Regions from separate parts of the Mus musculus genome. Here region 2 is linked to region 1. A link is a loop called in an ENCODE intact Hi-C map of the cell type or tissue named here. Cell type or tissue: heart. All regions are shown on one strand.

Evidence for each region. Peaks named below come from ENCODE experiments on the same cell type or tissue, not always from the same donor. Only the 100,000 strongest peaks of a DNase experiment are listed, where the experiment ranks them.
Region 2: it touches region 1 in a loop (5-fold over the local background); 6 of 42 quality-filtered maps call a loop at or near these places.

What each region holds. Positions count from the first base shown.
Region 1 is chr7:40,899,145-40,904,144 of GRCm38, reverse strand. Vstm2b (V-set and transmembrane domain containing 2B) reads right to left here and starts at 4,867. Exons shown (of 5, transcript NM_021387.3): 1 at 4,696-4,867; 2 at 3,957-4,141; 3 at 2,866-2,895; 4 at 1,244-1,715. The coding sequence starts at 4,777. In heart, a CTCF peak has its summit at 2,817 (motif pointing right); no DNase peak of the experiment used is centred here; H3K4me3 peaks cover 2,020 bases; H3K27ac peaks cover 804 bases; H3K27me3 peaks cover 4,933 bases.
Region 2 is chr7:40,270,870-40,275,869 of GRCm38, reverse strand. No RefSeq gene overlaps it. Among named protein-coding and RNA genes, the nearest start is that of Gm38996, 22 kb to the left of the region's middle. In heart, a CTCF peak has its summit at 2,236 (motif pointing right); no DNase peak of the experiment used is centred here.

The DNA of each region.
Region 1 (5,000 bases):
GGAGACCTAGCACCAGCTCTCCTGAGGGAGACAGGCAAAGAAATCTCCCAAAGAGGGGAGGAGACAGTGCTGTACTCCCACAGCAGGGAGTAACTAAGGCAGCAACTAGGCTAAACTGATGGTCAGAATGGACCAGCTACTTCCAAAGGTTCAAAGGTTTAAGGATCAGAAAGAGGATAGGATACATAATGATGTGAGGCCTGTCATCTTGAACTCAGTGAGGACCGTCCAGGAGCCTGTATCCGTAGCTAGCAGCCGTTGATACACTTTGAGAACAGCCAAGCTGGGTGTACGACAGCATGCCCTATCCCATCGGTACCATGTGTCTCCCCTAGACTTTCATGTTGTAATCCAAGTAGAGATTTCTTTCATGGGGAATGTGCATTATACAATACTGAGTAGGGGGTTCCAGGCAGGGGGTGAATTATTTAAAATCAGATACTAGGAGTGAGCACTGAAGATAGTGTTCCTCTGAGTTGGATTGAAGAGGGGAGCCATGTTGAGAGAAGGGCTATTTGGCACAGAAGTTTCTGCTTTTTCTGGGCCTCCTGAAACCCTCATTACTGCTATGTTAACACCCCCAGGGTCTTGTTACCAGAGCAGCAGCTCACTTTTCTGGTCTTCTATTCTGACAACCCCTCACCTCAACTCTTTGCATCCCTAGTCCTAGGAAAACGGGTATCAGCCTCCTTGTGCCTTCATAAGTGTGATACAGGGCTCCATTCCCTCTGGAACCATGGAGAACTGGAACTCTGATGTGCATACAAAATTTACAGCTTGTGTAAAGCCACACCTAGAAGCCACTTAGCAAAGGCTACCTAGCCAACCTTCCTGCAACTTACAAGACAATTCAAAGTCACCAATCGGCAAAGAGGGACAACAGCTTGTTTTCACTGCTTCTTTCAAGAGGAATACCCCACCTGGGGAATATCTGTCCAAACTTGGGGATCTGAGAGTACAGTTCTCAATGCTGTCCGAGAGAGCAACCACACAACCTCACAACCCAGCCTCAGTGTCAAGCAGAGCAGCCCGCTGAGTTATGAATATACTTGATAGGATGCTCAAACCCTTTAAGAGTCAAGACTGGGAAAAAGCTCAGAGAACACCAGAAAGGCACAGCAGAAAAGATGCTTCTGGCGCACACAACTGCTGTTACAATAAAGCTATCTAGCGCTGCTGATGTACTGGCTGCTAACCTCCCTCTCCACCGGGCATGCAAAACCCCTTTGGGGCCTGCCCTTACCGGAGCCGTGCCTCTGGCGCAGAAGGACAGCCTGCCCTGATGGTGGTGATGCTGATGAAGAAGCAGCAGCTGCAGCAGCAGTTGTGGTGGCTGTGTGGGTCGCGGAGGCAGCGGCAGCGGCGGCCTCAGGAACTCCTGATCCAGCGGGAGGGCTCCCAGGAGGTGGGTTCTTGTCATCGTGGCTGGTTTCAGAGGTGGTGCGGACAGCAGCGCCTGCGTTGTTGGAGCTGACAGCACTGGAGGCTCCGTGGCGACGCGGGCCGCTGCTCTGAATGTGGGACACTGCCTCTGCAGCTTGCATGTTGGGCGGCGCGAAGCGCGATAGCACACGCAGCAATGCCTGGGCCTTGTGCTCCTGAGTGTCATCATCGCTGTAGTCCGAAACGCGACATTCATAAACACCTTCGTCCTGCAATCGTACGGCGGACAGCCGAAGCCGGTGTGAGATGTCATTGCCCTGGACTCGCACGGTCTGCAAAACAGCCCTGTTAGAGGTCTGACCATTGGGCGCCACACCTTTAGTGAGCCCACACCATTGGGCTCTCAGCTCCGCTATCACTGTGCCAAATTACCATCCAATCCCAGTATTTCCTAACACCCCAATACATCTTGCTAGTGGCACATGGCTCTTATTTCTGCCTGGACACCTTGTTGCAGAGTGCACGGTGTTGGGTCCCAATTTCCCAGCCATCTCATCTCACATTTACTCTTGCTTATTGTCCCTTTGGATCGAACTTTACTCCACAGCTAGCAAGAAATTTCTGGCTGGGGCTATATGAGGCTAATTATCCACATCCTTCCTATACCTAAAAGCCTAAGCTAACTGCTCTGGGGCTATCCTACATATACCCCAAATCACATTCACATTTATTTAAAGCTCAGAGCACCTGGGATGTGTCCATCTTGCCTGTAGGATGCACAACTACACCTGTCCTGCCCTGTCATTTAGGACTGACCACTTGTTAACAGCCTCAACAAATCCTTCTTTCTCTCAGGCATGGTGGAAATCTTAAGGGAACTCTCACCGAACACCGGGAAAAGCCCTGACCTCTAATCAGGACCCTCGAAGAGGATTTGGTTGTTTTCAATCCCTGCTATTTCCATGCTCCAGTGTTATAAACCCCATGCCCCTTGACTGCAAAAGACACTCACCCCCGGAGCACTTAACAATGTCACCCAAGGAGAAGGAGATGTCTGAGTGGAGGGTGCTCCTGGCAAGCCTAACGCTTGTGCGAAGTGGGGCGGAAGGGGGTGGGAAGCTGGAGTGCCACGCAGCCTGAGCAAGAAGTCATGCTCGCTCGAGGTCTTGTAAGAAATGACAGCAGAGAAGGTAAGGGCAGATGTTCTCCAGGTCCCTGAGCGCGTGGTGCAGAGGAAGTTGTGTTTTACTGGTAAGTATCATGTGAGACTTGGATTTGGACCCTTAATTTACACAAAAGACAATCTAATCCCTCTACTAGCGACAGATGGCGCCCAGATACGCCAAGGAGCCCACAATACACCCCAGTGGTAGTAGAGCTCCGCATGGCTCGGCGAAAGAGGCTTTCTAAAGGGGAGGGAGCTGCGGGGCGCGAAGCGGCCAGAAGGGGTCTCCCGCGGCCCACGCTGGTCTCCACACTTACGCTGATTTTAGTTGCATCCTTATTTGTTACCTAAAATGAAGAGAGAGAAAGGGAGAAAGGAAGGGGGAGGAAGAGGAAGGAACGGAGCGAGCGGGGAGGGAAGGAAGGAGGGAGGGAGGGAGGGAGGGAGGGGGGAGAGAGGGAGGAAGGGACAGAGATATTAATTGATTGATTATGAAATTAAGCTGTTGACATTTTTGTGCACGGAAACCTCTGACCTGTCTTTGACAAGGATACTTTCTGCAGGTGAGCTGGGGTTTGACATGCCTGAGGTGTGGCATGGCGAAGGGTACCAAATACATTAGGATTCCTGCAGTGCGCCAAGAGAAAAGTAGGTTTCCTGGCTAAAACCATTTGGCTGAGGAGTGGCTGCCCCATACACACCTGTCTGCTTGGGAGAGTGGGGATGCTGGACAGCCAAGGGGACCTCATCATTTCCTCTAAATTCTCCACTTGGAACCGAACACTGGATGGAAGGTCCAACATCATGAAGGCCTTGACAGTCTGGTATGTGGATACGTGCCAGAGGAGGATGAGAACAGGAACACTGAGTGGGATTCTGGGGACACTGTAGGTAGGTGGGTGTGTAAATGATGGTGTGAGCTATGGGGCAGGTTGTAAAGTATTCCAGCCACTGAGGGTGGAGCTGTTTCTCAGACCCTATGGAAGCTAGAGGTGAGTGACCTGCTGGCTACCATGCTCTAGTACCCTCTTCTCTACCACATAAACACAATCTGAAGGAGCTGAACTCCTTGGCCCTGGGACCCCAGAGTGGCAGAAGAGAGCCTGCCAGAATCAAGTGATCTGCTTTTTTTCTCACGCTAGCACCCATCAGAGTATAGTCCCAAAGCTAGCTTGCATGAGCAGGAAAATTGGGCCAGGTGTGTGTAGGTTTTCAGGGGCTGGGCGAGAAGGGGAAAGAGTGATAAAGAACCTATAGCATCCGGGGACATCCGTTTACTTTGTCAATACTGTGGAGATACAGAGGACGGGAGGTGGCTGAGCGACAGGGCAGCGCCCTGTGGAGGTACCCCTCACTTCCACTGGAAGAAGTCGGGTAAGCACGGGTGCAGCGAAGGGCAGCGGATTACCTTGCTCCGGGCGCCCGGCACGCTGAGCGCCAGCTCGTGTAACAGCTCCCGGGGAGGCTCCTTGAGGTACCACCACTGAATCTCCAGCGAGTAAGAGGTGGCTCCGCTGGCCCGGAACGCGCAGGGCATTTCGATATCGTCACCCTCTCGCACGGTTACATCTTTGGGGACTTCGGTGAATGTAGCTGGGGGCGGGAGAGAGAGGCGTGACCAGGGGATAGGCGAGGTGGGGGTAGGGTTGGGAGAGCTTGGGGCTACCCGAGGCTGAGGCGGTCGGTCTCCTGCTACCGGGCCTTGGGCTCACCCACACTCCTGTCCCCAGCTACTAAGTGACCCTGGGCGAGAGGCTCCAGCAAAGTTCAGGGAGCAGCTGCAAAGGTGGCAGCGGGGGTCCGCCACTTGCTGCAGGCTACTCCCCTCCAGGTCGTGCAGGGTTTAGGGGAGGTAGGGCCGTATCACTGGAGCTGGGCTGGGAAGCGCCAACTCTGGCTTGCTGCAGGCCTCCTCTGCTTAGCGGGGACTGGGTGAAAGGACTCCCTAAGCGGACGCCACAGCTGCAGAGACCCTCTTCTGCGCTCGTGCTCCTACCCACTCCCAGCCTGGGTTGCACACCCGAATTGCTGGAGACCGTAAAGCCTGCCGCTTCCTTTCCTCCTCCGCGGTGGCCAGCGGGCAGACTTCCGTGGCCTTAGCAAAGGGTCCCCTGAGCCCATCGCGGCCGCGAAGTTCCCGCGCTCACCGTCGGCCACGAAGAGCAGCAGGCTGTGCAGTAGCAGAGGTAGCAGGTATCCGAGGGCGCCGAGCCGGTTCCGCTGTTCCATCTCCCGCAGGGTTGCGGCGGCGGCGGGGGCCCGGCGCGGAGAGGCGGCGGCGGCGGCAGCTTGGGCTCGGCTCCGGCTCGAGCTCCGGCTAGGACGCCTCGGAGCCTGCCATGGCCCCGCACGGCGCCCCCTCCCCTGGCCGCCGGCGGCCGCCAATCAGCCCAGCTTCCTTGCCGGCTGGCCCGGCGCGGCTCCGGCGGGGGGCGCTACGCGGGGGACGCAG
Region 2 (5,000 bases), 630 kb after region 1:
ACAGGCCCTGGTGCTTCATGAAAGGAATGGAGGGAGGGGGGCTATATGTCCTCGGGAGAGTGGCCCCTTCCTGGTGAGCAAATGTGCTTGGAAAGTTAAGAGCAGCCACACACAGCCAGCCCCACTTCAATGCTCTGAACCTGGAGCCAGTTCCTGCCAGATGACCATGTGGATTCCTGCTCCTTTGGCCTACAGGTATTACTGCTGCTAAGAACTTCCGGGTTCTACCCTCTCATCTGTCCGTTCCCCAGAACTGGGATTCTCCAAGCTTGTCTATGCCTCCATGGGTGTCCAACGTACTTGAAAGCATGGCTAGGAACTATAGCATCTCTGTCACAACTGTTGAGTGGGGCTGACGTCTTCATGGTAAAAAGTAGGTACACAGGAAAGGTGCTAGGTACTGCTGTCCCCTCTCCCCCAAGTACAGTTTCACATGGAAGAGAAAACATTCCCATTAAAAGTCATCTTCGAGGGAGCAGCTACTTTGAAGTGAAGCTGCTGACATTTCAGAGCAATTAATAACTGTATTTCCCCAGAGAACAGCTGCGGCCGGAGGGGGTGCGAGCGCGAGTGTTCCCCCTTTGTTCTTCCTCTGCGTGGGCACTGGACCAGAACCCTCTGGGCAGCTTCTCTACCCAGCGTATCCCACTGATCTATTAAGCTGAACATTAATCATTAGCAGAGCTCATCTTTCTTCCTCAAATTTAATTTCATTAGTTACACTTTCCCCATTAGATCCCTCCTGGATGCGTTTGCTTAGATGGCTACTGAGCATCAGTCCTGTGCCTAAGCTAGCACGTCTCCGCTGGAACCTTATCCCAAATAGCACGGACTTTCCAAGATGACCAGATGCACCTTGTAAAGATATATATTTATTTTGTTTATATGGATGAGTATTTTGTCTGTCTGTATGTATCTGTACCATGTGTGTGCATTACCCATTGAGGCAAAATGAGGTCCAAACTGGCATTACAGAAGGTCGTAAATGCTATGTGGGTTCTAAGGATTGAGGCTGGGTCCTCTGAAAGAGAAAGGAGCGCTCTTAACCACTTGCCAGCCTCTCTCCCTCTCCCTCCCTCCCCTCCCTTCCTCCCTTTCATTTTCTCCATTCCTTTCCTCCTTTGTTTTGTTGTTTTTCCAACCGTGCAGATGCATTTTGACACAGTTAGATTGCAAGTCTTCTCTCATGGACTTGTAGGAACTCAAAGCCATGTCATGGCAATGTACACAAGACTGACTCTAGGTTCCACATGTTGGTATCTAGTCATGGGCACAGGCAGAAAAGTCGTAAGGCCGGTAGGATGGAAGTGTGCTCAACAGTACAGCCTCACTCAGATCTATTCTTCCTTGCCCTCAGCTGTACATTTGATCTAGGAATAAAGCAGGAGGTCCCTGGCCGGCTCTTGCTGACTTGTTCTCTCTCTCTCCAGTCATGTTCTTGCTCCTCAAAGAGACTGCAGCTTTTTCCACACAGAGGTGATACCTACCCATCCCCTGGGCAATGTCGCTGAATGAGAACTGCACTGGATTAATTGAAGTGAACACTCAAAAGACAATAAGTGTGAGGAACAAATTCATCTCCCATTGCCTTGATTGAGGGATTCTGTGCTGTAGCCATAGGGGATAATGGGGGATTGAGGGCATAGCGTTACCTGAAATTAGAAGATGGATTTTGTCAAGAGAAAGCCTGAGAGAAGCACCCATCTTGACCTATTCACTTGTCCATCCTTGATCTAAAGCTATCAAGTCCAGTCCAACTTTGACAGATGTTGAATAGTCTAAGATATCTGAGTGAGAGCTGGGTACTTTTTTCTTAATATCTGCAAGGTTCTAGGTTCAAACACCATCACCAAAGCTTATAACAAACTCACTTTGGTGGTAGTACCCACTGTTGATTCCAGCTCTAGCATCTCAACTAGGTGGACCACCATAAACACACCCCACCCACAGTTCTATAGAGCCACACCCCTAAGTACTCACAGAAAGGCCCAGAGAACTTAGTGTTAGGGAAATGATCACATCCAGCTTAAGGAACAAGAGGAGGGGTGATTGGCATGTGCATATGTGTTTGACTGCACTTGTGAGTGTGTGTTGTGTTGGGGACAAGGCGGGGGGCTGAGGAATGGGGATGCTAGAATCAAGCCTCCCACAGACTTGGAGGAAACTGGATTTTGTCATAGTACCACTCCAGCATCTCCTGAAAAATGATAAGAATATACCCCAAATAGCCACCAGGCGGCAGAGCAGGATAACTCACTGCTCACAGCAAGTAAGACTTTAAGCAGGGTGAGACAGGTGATCCAGAACAGTCAAATGCTAATCCAGAATTCTCTCTCCTCACTAATGACTGGGGATCTGTTTCAGAGCACCCCTTGATGTCCTGACACATATGGAGAAAACACCTCTGTAGTCTCCACTTTCTCCTTATACATAAAGAAACCGCACTTCCACTTACCCTACTCCACCCTCTTAGTTTGGGGCTGATTTTATTTCAGTTTTATTGTTTTCATGGCTAGGGTTAGAAGCCAGAGACTTCTGTGTTGTAGACAAGTGCTCTACCACTGAGTCCCACTTCTGTCACCACTCTCTTATTTGTAAGTAATCTTGGCTTATTAAGAATCCAGTCATGGTGCAAACAGTGTGTGAGTGGAGGTTATACTATATTGCTTAGAGAGTATTGACAATGACAGGCTCAGTGCAGATGTGATTTTTATTTGGGATATATTTAATCTGCACTTGACTGAATGTGCCCAAAACATTTTCCAAATGAGAGAGAGAGAGAGAGAGAGAGAGAGAGAGAGAGAGAGAGAGAGAGTGCTGGTTCTGTACTCTCTCTAAGCAGTCTCTGGTGTGTAGTCCCACTTAATGCTATGAGGAGTATAGCCATGTCTTAGAGACACTGGGAGGAAAGGGGCTCTTGCTATGGGTCTCAAGATTCTGCCTGTTCTAGTGGGCCTGAGAACAGGCCCAAGAAGAGCTGCTGGCATGAGAGGATAGCAGTTTGGCCTGCCACTTTAGAACATGTCTGAGCACTGTGGAGGTTCAGTATTCACTACTCTTATCCTGGATATAACCTCCTGCTGACTTTGTCATAATTTCTGTCAGCCTCAAATGTCAATGAATGAAGAGCCTAGGGAGACTTGACCAGGGACCCAGATGCTGGAATTCAGTTTCTGGCTTTGCCAGGACTTCATATGAGGTCTGTTCAGCCAGTGACACTCTTGAAAGGCTTCTAAGATTCTTGTAAAAGCAGCAGTGGAAAAAAAGCTACCATCCAATTTGTGGGTAACAGCTTCCTTCTTGCAGATAGCACTCACTCATGTTTTCTGACTCCCTGAGATGCTGCTTGAAGTCTTGGTGCTCAAGCACCACACCCCAGAGCAATGCAGTCCTAACACTACCTGGAAGCTGCAGCCAGCATGTTCTAGGCACATAGAAACCATAACTTCAAGGGCACAGATGCAGGAGAGCCTATCAGAGGTTCCTATTACTCAGAATGCCATCCTGTAATTTGGCCACCAGTGAATTGGTCGTCAGAAGGACATTTGACAATTAACTATCAGGAGGTATTTATTATTAGGGCACAGTGAGCAAGGCAGCATAACCTCACACTAGTCTTCCTCCTATCCAGTTGTAAGGTATGGCCAACAGACAACTGTTCTCTCTCTCTCTCTCTCTCTCTCTCTCTCTCTCTCTCTCTCTCTCTCTCCACACACACACACACACACACACACACACACACACACACACACACACACACACACACCATAAACCTGCACACAAACAAACATGTTGCATGGATACATACACATATAACATACACACCACATACATACACACATACACACATAGCACATAACATCCATGTACCACACGTGTACACATCATGTCACACATAAATAGACACACATCACATACACATACAAGCACGCATATGCATATACATCACACACATACACACACAACACATACTTACACATATGCATACATGTATACCATACACATATATGCACACATATTTACAAACACATGCATACAGCATACCCATACACACAATACTCTTGCATATAACACACACACAAACACACTTTCACAAAAAAAGGGGGAGTTGGGGTGAGGATACATCATTTAAGGTATAGGTTTTCTATTCATCCTCTGAAGAAATTTCCAAGATATTGAGAGAGTTAGGGCAGTAAGGCAGCAAGGCGCCCAGCAAGGCAAACAGCACAGAGGATGGGCACTTGCACACAGACATACCCACCCAGTGAACTCATTATGAGTAGACTTAAAGGAATGAAAGCCTTGGCTCTGAGGAAGGGAATGTAGCTGTCTGCCTTGTAGACTGTATCCTCACTCACATCTTGGGTACCCGCCATGCATCAAGGTCATTGGTTGAGTTCTCCCTCTGCAAGTGACAGAGCCTAAATTCATACCAGTGGACAGATAGAGTAGTGCCACACTCAGAAAAAAAATAAGTCTTAATTAATGATACAGCCTTAAACTCACACGACTGGCTGCATGGGTGCTAACAGATCATAGAAGGGCCTGGAACCCATTTCATGTCTCTTTCTGCTTCCCTTGAAGCTGGTTGTATGGGAGCACAATTTCTTGTAACTCATCGGAACAACTATACCTGAGCCAATATTTCAAGAAAAAGTCAGTAACCTACCCTATTGGGTTTCTGCCTCACCTACCCTATTTGGTTTCTATATCACCATTTCCCATCGTTGTGAACTAGAATCTGACTAGTTCTGGTGACATATGGCATTGGCAACAGTGCAGGATCAATTCCACCCAACTAACATGAGCTGAGATGGAGTGAGGCAAGATGTCCCAGACACAAGCAGAGTGCTATGAGCAGGAGAGGGGTGAGTGGACTAAAATTGACCACCTGCAGATGAGCCATCACTGGTATTAAGGTACCATCCATTCGTGGAGTGGTGGGCATTCACTAGAGAGAAGAGCTAGTTCTAAGAGAGAAGACAAGAAGAGAGTTTGAG